5 separate regions of the Homo sapiens genome follow, and all the other regions are linked to region 1. The links are chromatin contacts, found by Hi-C or POLR2A ChIA-PET in ENCODE. All regions are on one chromosome and are shown on one strand. The core of a region is the stretch at or near the end of the contact, and the rest is flanking DNA. Distances in the headings are between cores, read along the strand shown.

Region 1 (2,930 bases), core at 111-2,610:
TAAACACATTATATCAGTTATTACACAGGAAATCTAAGGCAGAATACTGTGAAATGCAAGGTGTATAGCTTATCAACAAGAATGTAGCAAATACACCATTCAACTAAGAAAGAAATGATAAGGCTGCATCTGGGGCTGTTGACTGGAAGCACAAAGTTTCCTTTCCTTGTAGTAGTTCCTAAAGATTCCAGTTTACATGGAAAGACAGAAAGCTGTCACACCCATGGCAGGAGCGCAGAACCCAAGCGACAAATTCTAATTTTGAACAGGCAGGTGCCAGTGCATTTCTCAAACTGCAAACTAAAATGCAGAAACACGATTTTCCTGTTTCTTAGTTTTGGACCGTTTTCCCCCCTCTAGCACGCCAGAGCAGGTTTTAATTGTTGTCAGGTCAGATGGTGAGTTAACTTTGAGTGTTGAGTTGAGGGGCCAGTGGGATGTGGGTCCAGTTGAAAGGTGGATATATGTAGATCCAGACTCGAGTGATATAGGCTGCAAATAAATTGCTAGTGAATTTATGAATTATTAGAAAAGAAAGGACATTCATTATGATTTAATCGCAGTTGAATGTAGGCAGCACAGAGGGCTTATACTGTGTCTTTTTTTTTTTTTTTTTTTAAATATACGGTGTCTATTTTGCTCACCACTCTATGCCCGGTGCCTGGAAGTGCGACTGGCACATAGTAGGTGTTGCATAGTTTCAGAATGAACTTTTTAGGAATCAAAATTCTACAAACATTGCACACAGATTTAACGTTCCCTTATTTTCCAGGTGAGGTCAGGGCGCCCTTTGGTTTCGCGCTTCTGTCCCTTTAAGAAAGTGGAGGAGAAAGAAAGCGCTGCTGGGAAAAAGGGCGGGGCCGCGAGGGGCCGCCGTCCGTCCCGCCCCCTGCCGGGCCGCGGCGCTCTGCTAGAGCGTGGCTCAGTTTTGGTAGCGGGACCCCGGAAATGTAAAGCATGAGCGGGAACAGTCGCCAGGGCGAGTGACAGGCGAGCCCTATGCTTTACTTCCGAGGGCGGTGTCAGCAAAGCTAGGTAAGGAGACAGGGAGGACGGTGCCTGCCCCTTTAAGATCGACTCCACCCCGCCTCTGGAGGAAAATGACGCCGCCGTCTACCCGTTGTGGAACGTAACTCTTTTCATCCCATCAGCTCTCCTTCTCATTAAGAGAAATACCAAGTGGTCACCACAGTCACATACTTCATAACCCATGCCTCATCGGTGCTGGGACGGGAGAGGGAAGCGCCGATCTAAATGACATGGGGTCCAAATCCCAAATAATCTCTATTTGCTCTGCGTTACCTTTAAACTTAGGCTGCGTTGTGTGATTCAAGTGACAGCCTAGTACTGCTTAACAATTAGTCTAGTGGGATACCAGGCCCTGAGAGACCCCTACGATCCCAGGACACTGATGTGGGGTAACTAACACCCACTGGAAGTCTACGCTGAGTTCACAGGCTATGTATGACCTGACATGCATTTTGACCTGCCCTGTGTTTTGATATTTGAATGAGTTGCTGATGTTTACAAGCCGAAGCTGGCCGGGCGTGGTGGCTCGCGCCTGTAATCCCAGCACTTTGGGAGGTCGAGGCAGGAGGATCGCTTCAGGTCAGGAGTTCCAGACCAGTCTGGCCAACATGGCGAAACCTCGTCTCTACTAAAAAAAAAAAAAAAAAAAAAAATACAAAAATTAGCCGGGCGTGGTGGCACGCCCCTGTAATCCCAGGACTCGGGAGGCTGAGGTAGGAGAATCGCTTGAACCTGGGAGTCGGAGGTTGCAGTGAGCCGAGATCACGCCACTGCACTCCAGCCTGGGCAACAGAGACTCTGTCTCAAAAAAAAAAAAAAAAAAAAAAAAAAAGGTGGAAGCTAATGTGTCAATATCTAGATTTTTTTGATGATTTTGAGAAATCGGAGGATCTGGCAGCATGTCCTGCCTAGCCTTTTTGAACTGTTTGAAAACAGTCTCCAGCTTGCCACAGCCCCTCTGTTATTTTACAGCCAGCCTGCATCACTCATTTATGATGTCCAGCCCCTTGTGGGGATTTGGATTTTTGACCCCTAAATACTTTAGTGGATTTAAGACCATTTAAAACATTTATGCAGAAGAGATCCGAGGTCCCCAAACAACTGGGTGTATAAGTTGTGTTTAAGTTGTTCCTCATTCTCATTTATTCTAATCCGGGTGTTTTTCTATATATATATATTTTTAAACAAATCTTAGTGATCAATTGCACAGGTGTTTTTCTGTTGGAGCAAATCTTTTCAGTTTAGGCTTGGTAAAATCGAACCATCAGATACTTTTACAGAAAGAGATTTAGGAGTTGATGTTCTTTTATTACAATTAAATGCATACAGTATTTTTAAAGGAAAAAACCTGAATCTTGATTGCATTGTTTTATGATACAACAATCTTTAATGAAATAGAGTAGTCAATATAATTTGTATTAATATATCTCTGCCCACAGACAATTATAAATTCATTAACCCCCAGAACTCTTGGCTAGACTTCATAAAGGCAAAAACTGTGTTTGCCCTGTTAACTGCTTTATCCCACCACTAGAATATAAGCTTCCTGAAGACAGAAGACTTCTGTTATTTTGTTCACAGTTACCAAGCATGCCTACTTTGTTAAATTTATGAAAGAACTTTAAAGGTACAGTTGGCCCACAATATAACAATATAGCAATATAAAATTACAACAATAAAAATAACACAAAAATAGTGTAACAACTACTTATATAGCATTTACGTTGTATTAAGTATTATGAGTCATCCAGAGATGATTTAAAGTAAAGTATACCACAGCATATGCCTAGTTTATATACAAATATGATGCCATTTTATATAAGGGACTTGAGTATCCTCTGATTGTGGTATCCTGGAAGCAGGGGATACCGGAACCAATCACTTGAGGATACTGAAGGATG
Region 2 (2,930 bases), core at 165-2,664, 950 kb after region 1:
ATACTCCCATGCGTGTGATGAGTCACTTTTCTCTTGCTGCTTTCAAGATGTTCTCTGTTTTTTGGCTTTCAGCAGTTTAAATATGATGTGTCTGGGTGTGGACCTTTTTGTATTTGTCCTGGTTAGGGTTGGTTGAGCTTTTTGCATTTGTAGATTGATTTTTTTTTAATCATTTTCAGAAGTTTTCAGCCATTATTTCTTCAAATATTTTCTGTCCTTTTCACTTTCTCTTTTTTAAAATCTTTTTACTCCCATTACACAAATTTTGGTGGGTTCCTTTTGTTTGTTTTGGAAATGGTGTCTTGCTGTGTTGCCTAGGCTGGCCTTGAACTCCTGGGTTCAAATGATACTCCCAATCTTTGTTCTATTATTCAGATTGTATAATTTCTACTAGTCTTTCTTCAAGTTCCCTGATTCTTCTGTCATCTCAAATCTGCTGTTGAACCTATAGTGAATTTTTCTTTTCAATTACTGTATTTTTCACATCTACAACCACAACTTCTGGCTAGTAGAGTTATTGGCTCTCACCTCTCACTCACCTCAGGGATCTTCACTTCTACTGATGTTGTTGGGTGTGTATGTTGCCCACCACTCCAAATGAATGAGCCCTTTTCAGCCTCAGCAGAGGAGCTGCCAGTCCTCACAGTCCGTGCCACCCTGATGGCCCCTTCATAGTGACTGAGCTGGGAGAGGAACAGGAGCAGCCACAGGCTAGAATGCCACAGATTCTCACCGTTCTTACCCAAAGTTCAACAATTTTTAAAGTGTAAACAGATTTCAGGTTGTTGCATGCCTTTTAATCAATTTCTAAAATGCAAATATTGTTTTGTCAATTTTATCTAGCTTTATAGCTGCTTTTTTTTTTTTTTTTTTTGGAGTTAGAGTCTTGCTCTGTCACCCAGGCTGGAGTGCAGTGGTATGATCTCGGCTCACTGTAACCTCTGCCTCCTGGGTTCAAGCGATTCTTGTGCCTCAGCTTCCTGAGTAACTGGGATTACAGGTACATGCCACTACACCTGGTTAATTTTTGTACTTTTAGTAGAGACGGGGTTTCGCCATGTTGGCCAGGCTGGTCTCAAACTCCTGGCCTCAAATGATTCCCCCGTCTCGGCTTTCCAAAGTGCTAAAATTACAGGCAGGAGCCACTGCACCCGGCCTATCAGCTGCTTTTAACAGGGAGGATTTGCCAGTCTCTTCATTCAGCTGTAGCCAGAAGGTCTGCCTCATCCCCTTCACTCCTTTTTTTTTTTAACATTCTTTTATTTTGTAATTAAACACTCCCCTACCTTACTGAATATTGGGCTCCTGCTTTGATTTTTACTAGCTTCTTTTGCTAACTCTGAAATGTAGGCAGAGCACAAAGTTTGCCTTCTACATTCTTCTTTCTTTTCATACTTTTCAGTGATATCCTATTCCCACATGCCTTTAACTTGCCAGACAGGTTCCTCTAGGGTTGCTGTTTCTAGTCTAGTTCTCTACTCCCAAACTCTAGGTACAAACAGCTGAGCATGTGAATATCTTGTCATCCAAACAAAGTCAATATTTTCTTTTCCTATTTTTAGCTCCCAAGCATTTTTCCATCTGACTTTTTAGGCCTTACATAGAGTAGATAATTATTCTGATATGTATTGGATTTATTAGGTGACACCATTATCCTGTCATTTACCAGAGCTTGACAACTTAGCTTTATCTTTGATTTGTTACATGTCTTCATTCTCTGTATGTGTTCATTTGCCTGTGAAATAATGTATTCAAATTGCTTAGCGTAGTGCTTGTTGCATAGTAAGTGCTCACTAAATGATAGTGGCGATGGTGGTGATAGTGGTAGTTATTGTCTAGTCACACTCTGAATTCTATCTGTACAATGTCTGTCTTCTCTATATTATGATGAAATGACATGGGTTGTGAAAAGAGTGGTAGATTGGGAATCAACTAACCTAGTTTAGAATCCTAAGTCTGCTGCTTATAGTCACTTGACCTTAGGAAACGCTCCTAAATTATCTGAGCCACAGTTTCTTCATGTAAAATATTTGGGATCAGTAATACTTTCCTTGATGTACGTAATAGATTTTGGGAAAACCCAATGAGATATTTAAATTTATATAATTAATATCTTAAACTTTATTAAGGAAAGCTATTCTCTCAGCTTCTATGCCAATTTCAGGCCCTTATTATTTTCTTCCTGGTCTATAATAACAACTTCCAAACTAGTTTCCCCCGTCCCCCTAAAGCCACACTGCAGTAGATTAATCTAATAGAGCTCAGATCTAATGATACAACTGTCATGCACAAAAATCTACATTAGATGAAAAAAATCTAAACTCACCTTGACATTATTACCCATATTACCATTACTTTACGTCTTCTATTTTCCTCTACTTATTTTTTTTTTTTTGCCAAGAAAACCTCTCTGTCCCTTTCATTTAACATACTTCATGCTTCATTACTGTGGGCCTGTTCTCTCAGGTTTCTCCTCCTGGGCTCGCTCCCTAGTCTGTCTTTTTCTTCAGAGCCTGTACTTATCAGAGGTTGCATTAAATGTTCCCTTCTCTGTGAAGCCTTTAGTCACTTGTTTGCTTCAAATGCAAACACCATGTCTTAATATAGCTTTGATGCTTTGCAGTACCCTGATCATGGTGTGAATTCAGTATATACTTTAATGGGATTTCTGCTTTGTTTAACAGGAACAAGAACATTTCTTATTTTTTCATCTCTTTTGTTAACAGTTTCTTGGAAGCAAGTGATACGGTCTTAATTTTGCCCTAAGAAATGGAGCTCTATTTACAGAATTTGGTTTCTAATGAAAAAGAATGCTTTGAACTGATGAAAAAATAAAATTTTCTGACAGATAAGATGCCCAGACCTTGTTATTCTTCTATATGGAGTCTTTTTTAAGTTCAAAGGCAATGACATTTATCATAGCCTTATTA
Region 3 (2,930 bases), core at 114-2,613, 790 kb after region 1:
GTGGTGCATGCCTCTAGTCCCAGTTACTCAGCAGGCTGAGGTGGGAGATGGCTTGAGCCTAGCAGGTCGAGGGTGCAATGAGCAGTGATTGTGCCACTGCACTCCAGCCTGGGCAACAGAGTGAGATTCTGTCTCAAAAAATGAGAATGCACTAGATACACAATTTTATTGAACTTTCTATTATAGAAAATTTCAAACTTATGCAAAGTAAAGACTAGTATGACCCCCATTTACCCATCATCCAGCTTTGATAATTATTAACACATCCAAATAGTTTTATGTAATAAAGATTTATAAAACGTGTGTGTGTATATATATCTATATTATATATATATTTTATATATATATTATATATATATATATATATAATATAGATATATATATATTTTTTTTTTTTTAAATGTAGAGCCTCACTCTGTTGCCCAGGCTGGAGCAGAGTGGCACAGTCTTGGCTCACTGCAGACTCCACCTCCTGGGTTTAAGCAATTCTTGTGTCTCAGCCTCCCGAGTAGCTGGGATCACAGGTATGCGCCATCATGCCTGACTAATTTTTGTATTTTTAGTAGAGATGGGGTTTTGCCATGTTGGCCAGACTGGTGTCGAACTCCTGGCCTCAAGTGATCCACCTGCCTCGGCATCCCAAAGTGCTGGGATTACAGGTGTGAGCCACTGCACCCAGCCTAGGATCTCTTAATTTATCATTAGTCCTGGATAAGAACTCCAGTTTGGCTGATAAATTTTGTGTGCTCATCCTACAGAGAAGCAAAATGGTGTTCAGACAGATAATTAACTTGCCCAACTTGCTTAGAAGAAGCCTAACTTGGGCTCATTGTTTCAGGCTTTCAAAAACTTTTTTCTATAATTATTATCATACTTTATTTTTTAGATTTTCATTTATCTCATTCTTTAGATTGAGGAGGGAAGGCTCACACCTGTTGTATTTACTAATCCACACCCAGTACCTAACTGAACAACTGATGTATAGAGTTCATTAAATATTTGTTGAATGAATGGATCAAAACTATCTTTATATTAGGAGTCTGATTTGCATCTAAAAATATTTTAGGTGGTGTTATTTATTTCCTTCTCATCAAGAATAATTCCACGGTTTTCTTTGTAAGTGGACTCTTGCCACCAGGGAAAGATTGTGGACTCGATTTCTGTGAGTGTTTAGCTGTTAATAAAAAGCCCCAACTGAAGATAAAATGTGAAATGATTAAAAAAAAAAAGGTTTATTTCCTAACCTGGTAGCCAGTTATTAAATTCCTGATAGCATTGAGGAGAAATAGGCACACTGATAACGAGACATGAGAGACAAGTTCTCTGTGTTCCAGGAGCAGAGCAATGTTCTTTTCTCTAACATTCACACTGGATGAGTAATATGGGAGTGACTTGAAGGAATGAGCATTTGTACCGCATGCAAGGGTTTTTACTCTTTCTAGTACCTTCATTAAGGGATTAGCCTTTCGTTCTTTGAAATGCAAAATCTCAGTTGCCCAAAAAGCAGAGTGGAAATGAGCAGCATCCTCTCTTCCTTAAGAGAAGTGGTCTTTCTTCTGTCACTTAAGACATTTTCCTATAGTTGAGGATTTTATAGCAAAGAGAATTTTTTAAACCAAGTTACTGGTTAAAAACTTTTTGTTGTTGTTGTTGGTCTTAATTTCATAGGCACATAGGTTAGGGCCAATCACTAGTCTTTTCTAAGCTTTTATTTTTTAAAAATCGCTAATGCTTTAAAATACTGTCAATGTGATAGGTCCCAGCTGCTGATTCCTTCATACTAAATGATTGTTTTAAGTAAGTTTTGATTCCTGTTTGTCTTTGATTGTAGTAGTTTTGTTTTACTTTTAAAAATTAAATTCAATAGGATCATAAAGCATGCTTTTGACCAAATATTTTGCTGGTATCTTAAATTGACCGCAGTACAATTTAGAGTCTCAGAACATTTTCTTTTAAGTTGCCTTTTTTCATCCTCAGTGTTCTTGTTCTGACAGTGTATCCTGTGATTTTTAAATTTTTCTTCCTTTCTGGGTGAAGTGACAGAATTTTAAAGTGTTTTTTGAAACATCTGGTGATCTAAATACAGTTTGGGGGAGCTTTGACCTACTTAGAATGGTTCTTTGTGCCAGAGAGCATGTTTATTCCCAAGGTAACTCTGCTATGGAATTGCCCATGTGAATGCATTGAGACTTGCAACTTGCCAGATCTTTTATTATACAAACACAATGAAGCAGCAGGCAGCCAAGAAGAAACGAGGAAGATTGCATTGTTCTTGTACTTCCTTGAATTAAGAAGTTTATTCATCTCAGTATTTTCTACAAATTTCTTTGACAATAACATTGTGAATGAGGATTTAGCAGCAACAGTTGATTGCATGTGTGTTCATTGTCAGTATGTTTGCTCTATTGAAACACCTTTATGCATTTTGTTCAGTAGATTATACTTATACATAAAATTTTTTATTTATATTTAGAGCCTTTTTAGACATATGGCTGTATCATGAAGTATAGTAGTATATTCCTTTTAGATAGTTTATTTTAAAATACCAGGATAATTGTATTTAAACATATAGTATAGATTTTGGAATATTATATTCCATTTCTGTGATAGCAGAATATCTATGCCATTTCTTTTATCTCCTCAAGGTTGGATCATTTGCAGTAGACTTTCCCTAATCAGTTCAGTATTTTAACGTACAAAGGTATTTACCCAAAAACTAGAAAATAGAGTCCCTTAAGATAATAAGCAGGACATGTTCTGTGCAGCTTTTATGAAGACTCAAATTTGAGGGTATGTGATTTTTGTTAAAATTAAAGACTTTTTGTGAAATAGAGGTGTTTTTATGTACCTTTGGCCTCTAGGAGGCAGCATGATCTAGTCTAAGATTTCTGTATCCTGAATCAGGAAACTTAGTCCTCTGTCATTTTAAG
Region 4 (2,930 bases), core at 178-2,677, 780 kb after region 1:
CATATTCCTTTGTAATTCTACTTACTGCTTTAAAATTCATTCAAATAAAAAGATCTAAGTTACTTGCAGTGAGTGAGTGCCCAAATGCAACAGCAAGGAGAGCTGAGAACATAACTAACCAATACTTTCGTGTTCAAAGAATAAATACTCTGAAACAGTGGGACAGAAGCTTGCTCCTTAGGGACTTTCTCAAAGTACCCTTGGTGGACATAAGGTTATCCTCACTCAACGGAAGGACATATCTGCTGTCGGGGGAGGACACAGAATGACGATTTCATTTACCTAGGATATTTTCCTTCTGTAAATGTCTGGAACAAGTTGTCACTGGACACCGTGATGTACAGTGTAGCCCTCCTATTAGAATAAATAAATTATGTGGTTGGACTGGAATGCTACAGGCACACTATGACTGGAAGTGGAAGGAGAGAGAATGTTTATTTAAAATACAGCACACATAAATAATAAATAAAAGTTTAAAACTTAATCAGCAACAGCAACAGGACCAGCCTCCCCTGTTCCATTTATGGTTCTTTTCAGGAACACCTGTATCTTTTCCTAAGGATAAAAAGTGGCACAAGGAGACAAAAGGCTTTGGAAGGAAAGAAAATACTTTGTTGTGACTTTGTGCTTTTCTGAAACAAGAAGGCAAAACATGTGGGCATTGAATGGCTGCAATAAAAGACTGCACAGTGTCCACACATTGGCAAGCCTCAGGTTTCAGAGGAAGCACTGGAGCCAGCAGAATGCCAAAGCCTTGTTTCTCCCTTGAACCAGTTTGGTGTTACGCCTGGTTGTGCTTCTCCCGCTTTACTTTTACTGTTGATAAATTTCTTAATAAGCTTTTTCCCTATCCCTTTTCCCTTTAATCCTATCGTTAAAGGTGTCTTGGGTCTGGTCTTAAATCAATTTGGTTATGACACTAGGTCCCAGAAAAAAAGCTGCTATCTCATTAGCAGCTTGGTGTGTTGGAAATTCATGTTTGAACCACACAGTGAACCTACACTACCAGTACCATTACTTCCCTGCATATAAAAAACAAAAAATGGGGGCCAGGCATGGTGGCTCATGCCTGTAATCCCAGCAATTTGGGAGGCCAAGGCAGGTGGATAGCTTGAGATCAGGAGTTCGAGACCAGCCTGGCCAACATGGTGAAACCCTGTCTCTACTAAAATTAGCCAGGCATGGTGGCGGGCGCCTGTAGTCCCAGCTATGTGGGAGGCTAAGGCAGGAGAATTGCTTGAACCTGGGAGGTGAAGTTTGCAGTGAGCCGAGATTGCACCACTGCACCCCAGTCTGGGTGACAGAGTGGGACTCCATGTCAAAAAAAAAAAAAAAAGGGAAAAAGAAAACAAATCACACAGAACATGAAGGGGCTGCTGAACAATGCAGCAGGAATGTAAATACATTCTCTTTCGGGTCAGACGTTTGGCCAGACGGCTGATTACAAAACATAGGATGACTTCAAGCTGAAGGTATGAAAACAAAAGGTTACACCTCAAAACAGAAATGACTGTTCATTGAGGCAGAGTAGTGAAGGTCTTGAAGAAGCTGGGACACCCATAAAAGAAAGAAAAGCCCTCTGCTCAGGAAATCCATGTCAGCTACACGTGGCTGAGCACGGAGGCTCTTTATGCTCCCTATACGATGAGCGAGGCGAGGTGTCCAACCGCACCCAGATGTGTTACTGGGCAGCCTGGCCCAGGCCTTTTTAAAGATGTTTGATAAAGCTCATGTAGCAACTACCAGAGCTTCACTACACGGATATCCGTGGTATTCATTGAGTAAAACCAGCAGATTTCACATAAGCAGATGTTTTTATTTGTTCCTAAAGTCTTAGAAAGTAATGTTATATTAACATGTAATATGAATTCCCTGTTACTCTTTGGATGGTTTGCATTTGACCAGTGTCTTTTCATTTTTAGTAAAAGCAAAATTTTTTCTAGACATAATCCTGCTATTGATGTTGAATACTATTTCATCTTACCCTGCATACCACACAATACCACTGATACATTGTATATACCACTGATAACATTCTTGGCCACTGGGAAAATTATTTTTTTACATTGTTATTGGTCTCCTGTGTTGTAGGTAGGACTATGCAGGAATGGATCTTTTCTTTGAGACAGAGTCTTGCTCTGTCACCCAGGCTGGAGTGCAGTGGCGCAATCTCAGCTCACTGCAGGCTCTACTCTCGGGTTCAAGCGATTCTTCTGCCTCAGCCTCCTGAGTAGCTGGGGCTACAGGCATACGCCATCATGTCCGGGTAATTTCTATAGTTTTAGTAGAGACTGGGTTTCGCTGTGTTGGCCAGTCTGGTCTCAAACTCTTGACTTCAAGTGATCCATCTGCCTGGGCCTCCCAAAGTGCTGGGATTATAGGCGTGAGCCACCGCGTCTGGCCAGGAATGGTTCTTGAACCATTTCTTCCCATCTTAGAAAATACTGACTTCTCACTTGCCTTATTGAAATGGTTTGGAGAGGTATAGCATCTAACAATACTGCACTTCCATAGAGCGGACTTGGGATAACAGTTAACTCCTAAGACATCAGCTGAAGATGACAAAGGTAAAAATATCTGCCGTTAAGATAAAGTTGAAAACTCTGTACTTACTGTACTTTATTCAAAATGTTAGCCTTCTCTTAGCAGATTCTTCAATAAGCTTGCTTTTAGGTTTCAACTGCCTTGAGCAGTTGAAATTAGGAGAGGTATGTGAATGTATCTGTAAGTAAGTGGACACAGGAGGATGCTTTTAGTTGTTTTTTTAATTGTCAAATTTTATATACTAGTCACCTAAAACATGTTTTTTGTTTGTTTGTTTGTGTGTGTTTTTTTTTTTGAGATGGAGTCTCGCTCTGTCACCCAGGCTGGAGTGCAGTGGCGCGATCTCAACTGCAACCTCCACCTCCCGGGTTCACGCCAATATCCTG
Region 5 (2,930 bases), core at 295-2,794, 590 kb before region 1:
CTTTGTTCTTTTTGTTTTTTAGGTCTGCACTGCCTTTATGAGCTGTAACACTCACTGCAAATGTCTGCAGCTTCACTCCTGAAGCTAGTGAGATACACGAACCCACCGGGGTGAACTAGCAACTCCAGTACATGCCGTCTTAAAAGCTGTAACACTCAGGCGAAGGTCTGCAGCTTCACTCCTGAGCCAGCAAGACCACAAACCCACCAGAAGGAAAAAACTCCAAACCCATCGGAACATCTGAGGGAACAAACTCCAGACACACCGCCTTTAAAAACTAACACCGCGAGGGTCTGCAGCTTCAGTCTTGCGTTAGTGAGACCAAGAACCCATCAATTCTGGACACACTATCAACTTTGTTTCTCCAAGGGTGCTTCTTAAACTGGATGATGCACACCCTAGGAGTGTGTGTGTAGGATGGGGTTTGAAGCAGTAGGGTAAAAAACCTAGCATACATTCTATTCCAGAGGTGTCAATTTACCAGACAACAGTTATTTTAAAACTTTTTTATGCAAAAACATGTTATAGGGTGGAATGCAACATTTTTATGGGCCTGTGGGCCATTTGTATACATCTTTGGAGAAATGGCTATTTAAGTACTCTGCCCATTAATTCTAAACTTAAAACTAAGACTTCAAAGTCCCTCTAAGGATTTTGCTGGGCCACATCCCAAGACCCTGAAGGGTATTACTTACTCGCCCTCTCCAAACTGCCGAAGTCGGAAGCAGGTGACAAAAAAGCTGACCCTGGAATCACCTTTTGTAAATTTCCCACCTCCAAGCTTTTCGATAGTTTGTAACACTGGCTCCTCTCCCCAAAAGCCTTTCCTTCAAGTCCCAGCAACTCTCCCTGACCCTGCTGGGAAGGCGCACCAATTACCTGTCATTCCAGGAAAGCTCATAGCATAAGATGATCCCATTGGTCATCTCCCAGAACCAGACTTTCTGAAAAGTCCTCAAGGACCAGCTAGTCCAATCCCTCACTGAATAAAGGAGAAGCAAAGTCTAGGGAGGTGAGGTGATTCGTTGTCCTCCTAATTAGCAGGTGAGCTCCTGGCAGGGCTGGGGTTTCATCTTCTGGGCTCTCTGCAAGGTCGTGCCCGGCACGGGCCAGGAACAATTTCATAAACTCGTCATCTAGACGGCCTTTGACTGACACCATCTCTCCGTGTGGAGGAGCCGCTGGGGTGCACGGGGCAGGTGTCGTCCGTTTCAAAGGTAAAATAACCCAGCTGCAGACCTCCAGAGGCCGACTAGAGCCGGGGTCAGAAAACAGGTTTTCCCTCTCGGGGACAGCGCCCAGGGGACCGGCATTAGAACATCGGCTGATGTTTCATCTGGTCAGGGAACCATCCAGCGCTTAGTACACCTGGCGCTAATCGGCGGGGATTAATCTCACACCCCGCAGCTGGCGGAAAGCAGCGGGAGGAGGCACCTAGCCCTGGGGTTGAGATCCCAGTTCCCGCGTGCGCAAACCACGCCCCTGTAGATTCTCGCTGCTGCGTGTTCGCGCGCGTCCCGGAGTGCGCATGCGCAGCGGCGGGGGTTGTTCCGGCTGCCTTTCACTGAGGGGACCCGCCAGTTTCTAACTCAGTGGCGTTTGCCCTGATTCCCGGGGCCTGGCTTTCAGCGTAGCAATTCTGCCGGCGAAGAAGGTGAGCGCAGTGCTGTGTGGCAGCAGAGCTCCTTAGGACGAGGAGCAGCGGGACGAGGAAGGGCAGACTGGTGAAATCGCAAACTGGGCGTCTGTTCCGGCGCCGGACCCCTATTTGCAAAGGTGGGTGGCCCGTCCGGAGCGGGAAAACATTCCGGAAGTGGAGGGCCGGGCCAGCGTGATTGACAAGCGGGAACCCCTGTGTGGGGACGGGTAGGCCTAGGAAGGTTGTGCCTGCGGTGGAACTGGGCGGTGCGCAGAAGTGGGCATTAACAGCAGCCGCGTGTCTGGGTCTTAGATTTGGCCCAGCTGTGTTGAGCTTTTCATGGATTATCTTACGTAGATAAGACACTGCAACAGTGAGTGAGCGCTTGTAACCCACCTGTCTCTTACGGAAACTGAGCCCCAGCGATGCTAACTTTAGCAAGGATACAGCTGGGATCCTAAACTTGGCAATCAGAGCCCAGAGCCGATAAAGTTAGCTGCATGAGTCTAGCTTCCCCCAGGGCGGGAATCGAGGCGGAGCAGGGTACAGTACGGAGGCCAGGAATGAGTGCACTTGACCAGATTGTTGACGGAAGTGTCATAAAAATGGACTTAAATGCTGATAAGCAGCTGTTTGGGTTCCACACAGGGTGCGAGCTCAGGATGCACGTTGGAGGGGACACAGGGCCAGAGCAAGGTGGGAATGCGGGTATTATGGGCCAGGCCATCCTCCAGCTGGTGGAGCACCGCAGTACTGCAGTGTGTGGCCCTGGCTTAACAGCAGTGCGGAAAAGCTTTTTTCTTGGGGCTGTGGTGCTTTCCAGGTGTGTGAAGTTAAAACATTTTAGGGCCATACGGTAGATAGTACCTGCCACATAGTTGTCTTGGTCAGCCCCGGCTGCCATGACAAAATACCATAAACTGGGTGGCTTAGACACAGAAATGTGTTTTCTCACAGTCCCAGAGGCTTGGGATGTCCAAGATCAATGTGGGGAGGACACAACTGAGCCCACAACAATAGTCTGTACTCAGTAATGAGTGATAATTGGGGACTGAAGAAAATGAACACGTTAAGAACTAATATGTTCCTGAAGTGCTTTCACAACTCTAACCTCGTTTTATGAGCGTGAGCTTTGCTGTCCTGGTGTGTGCCTTGGCACTGGGAGGTGATGGTTGTCCTCCACACAGCCAACCTGAAGAGGGCTGAACAAGTCACTGCAAATGTTTTTAATAGGGCTTAGTGAATCCGTTATACTCAGATTTATCTAAACCTCTATGATTTAGCCTGTGCT

What was found. Hi-C counts contacts between places; a loop is a spot of excess contacts on that map. ChIA-PET counts read pairs that join two places held with the same protein, here RNA polymerase II (POLR2A). Pooled maps may share reads with other maps.
Region 2: a loop to region 1 is called in a pooled map, with 5 times the contacts of the local background. The contact joins the enhancer-like site here to the promoter of ETFBKMT in region 1. A Hi-C loop is called at or near these places in 10 of 50 pooled maps. POLR2A ChIA-PET finds 5 or more read pairs at or near these places in 2 of 52 experiments (B cell and OCI-LY7).
Region 3: a loop to region 1 is called in a map of endothelial cell of umbilical vein, with 4 times the contacts of the local background. The contact joins the enhancer-like site here to the promoter of ETFBKMT in region 1. A Hi-C loop is called at or near these places in 11 of 168 maps with a recorded cell type or tissue (B cell, Caco-2, GM12878 and 7 more), 21 of 37 single-sample maps with no recorded cell type and 20 of 50 pooled maps. POLR2A ChIA-PET finds 5 or more read pairs at or near these places in 3 of 52 experiments (Caco-2, H1 and endothelial cell of umbilical vein).
Region 4: a map with no recorded cell type shows a loop between it and region 1 (5-fold over the local background). The contact joins the enhancer-like site here to the promoter of ETFBKMT in region 1. A Hi-C loop is called at or near these places in 2 of 168 maps with a recorded cell type or tissue (Caco-2 and mammary epithelial cell), 5 of 37 single-sample maps with no recorded cell type and 3 of 50 pooled maps. POLR2A ChIA-PET finds 5 or more read pairs at or near these places in 4 of 52 experiments (Caco-2, GM12878, T-cell and 1 more).
Region 5: a loop to region 1 is called in a map of CD8-positive, alpha-beta T cell, with 32 times the contacts of the local background. The contact joins the promoter of DDX11 here to the promoter of ETFBKMT in region 1. A Hi-C loop is called at or near these places in 1 of 168 maps with a recorded cell type or tissue (CD8-positive, alpha-beta T cell), 1 of 37 single-sample maps with no recorded cell type and 8 of 50 pooled maps.

What each region holds. Positions count from the first base shown.
Region 1 is chr12:31,658,328-31,661,257 of GRCh38, forward strand. ETFBKMT (electron transfer flavoprotein subunit beta lysine methyltransferase) reads left to right here and starts at 1,361. Exons shown (of 4, transcript NM_001135863.2): 1 at 1,361-1,462. RefSeq lists a silencer at 719-1,028 and enhancers at 730-1,231, 1,149-1,308.
Region 2 is chr12:32,604,082-32,607,011 of GRCh38, forward strand. The region is part of intron 7 of FGD4 (FYVE, RhoGEF and PH domain containing 4); the gene reads left to right. Among named protein-coding and RNA genes, the nearest start is that of DNM1L, 74 kb to the right of the region's middle. Within about 2 kb of position 1,415, at least 4 of the 41 ENCODE cell types and tissues checked have a DNase peak (open chromatin) inside an H3K27ac peak, as active enhancers do.
Region 3 is chr12:32,452,853-32,455,782 of GRCh38, forward strand. The region is part of intron 1 of FGD4 (FYVE, RhoGEF and PH domain containing 4); the gene reads left to right. Among named protein-coding and RNA genes, the nearest start is that of FGD4, 55 kb to the left of the region's middle. RefSeq lists an enhancer at 257-1,046. Within about 2 kb of position 1,364, at least 7 of the 41 ENCODE cell types and tissues checked have a DNase peak (open chromatin) inside an H3K27ac peak, as active enhancers do; they include OCI-LY7, PC-9, endothelial cell of umbilical vein and 1 more, where a contact is called at or near this core.
Region 4 is chr12:32,435,789-32,438,718 of GRCh38, forward strand. The region is part of intron 1 of FGD4 (FYVE, RhoGEF and PH domain containing 4); the gene reads left to right. Among named protein-coding and RNA genes, the nearest start is that of FGD4, 38 kb to the left of the region's middle. RefSeq lists an enhancer at 1,637-2,136. Within about 2 kb of position 1,428, at least 2 of the 41 ENCODE cell types and tissues checked have a DNase peak (open chromatin) inside an H3K27ac peak, as active enhancers do.
Region 5 is chr12:31,072,316-31,075,245 of GRCh38, forward strand. It overlaps DDX11 (DEAD/H-box helicase 11), which reads left to right and starts at 1,545. Exons shown (of 27, transcript NM_030653.4): 1 at 1,545-1,776. It overlaps DDX11-AS1 (DDX11 antisense RNA 1), which reads right to left and starts at 1,532. Exons shown (of 3, transcript NR_038927.2): 1 at 880-1,532. RefSeq lists enhancers at 1,196-1,727, 1,600-1,709, 2,240-2,399, 2,260-2,789.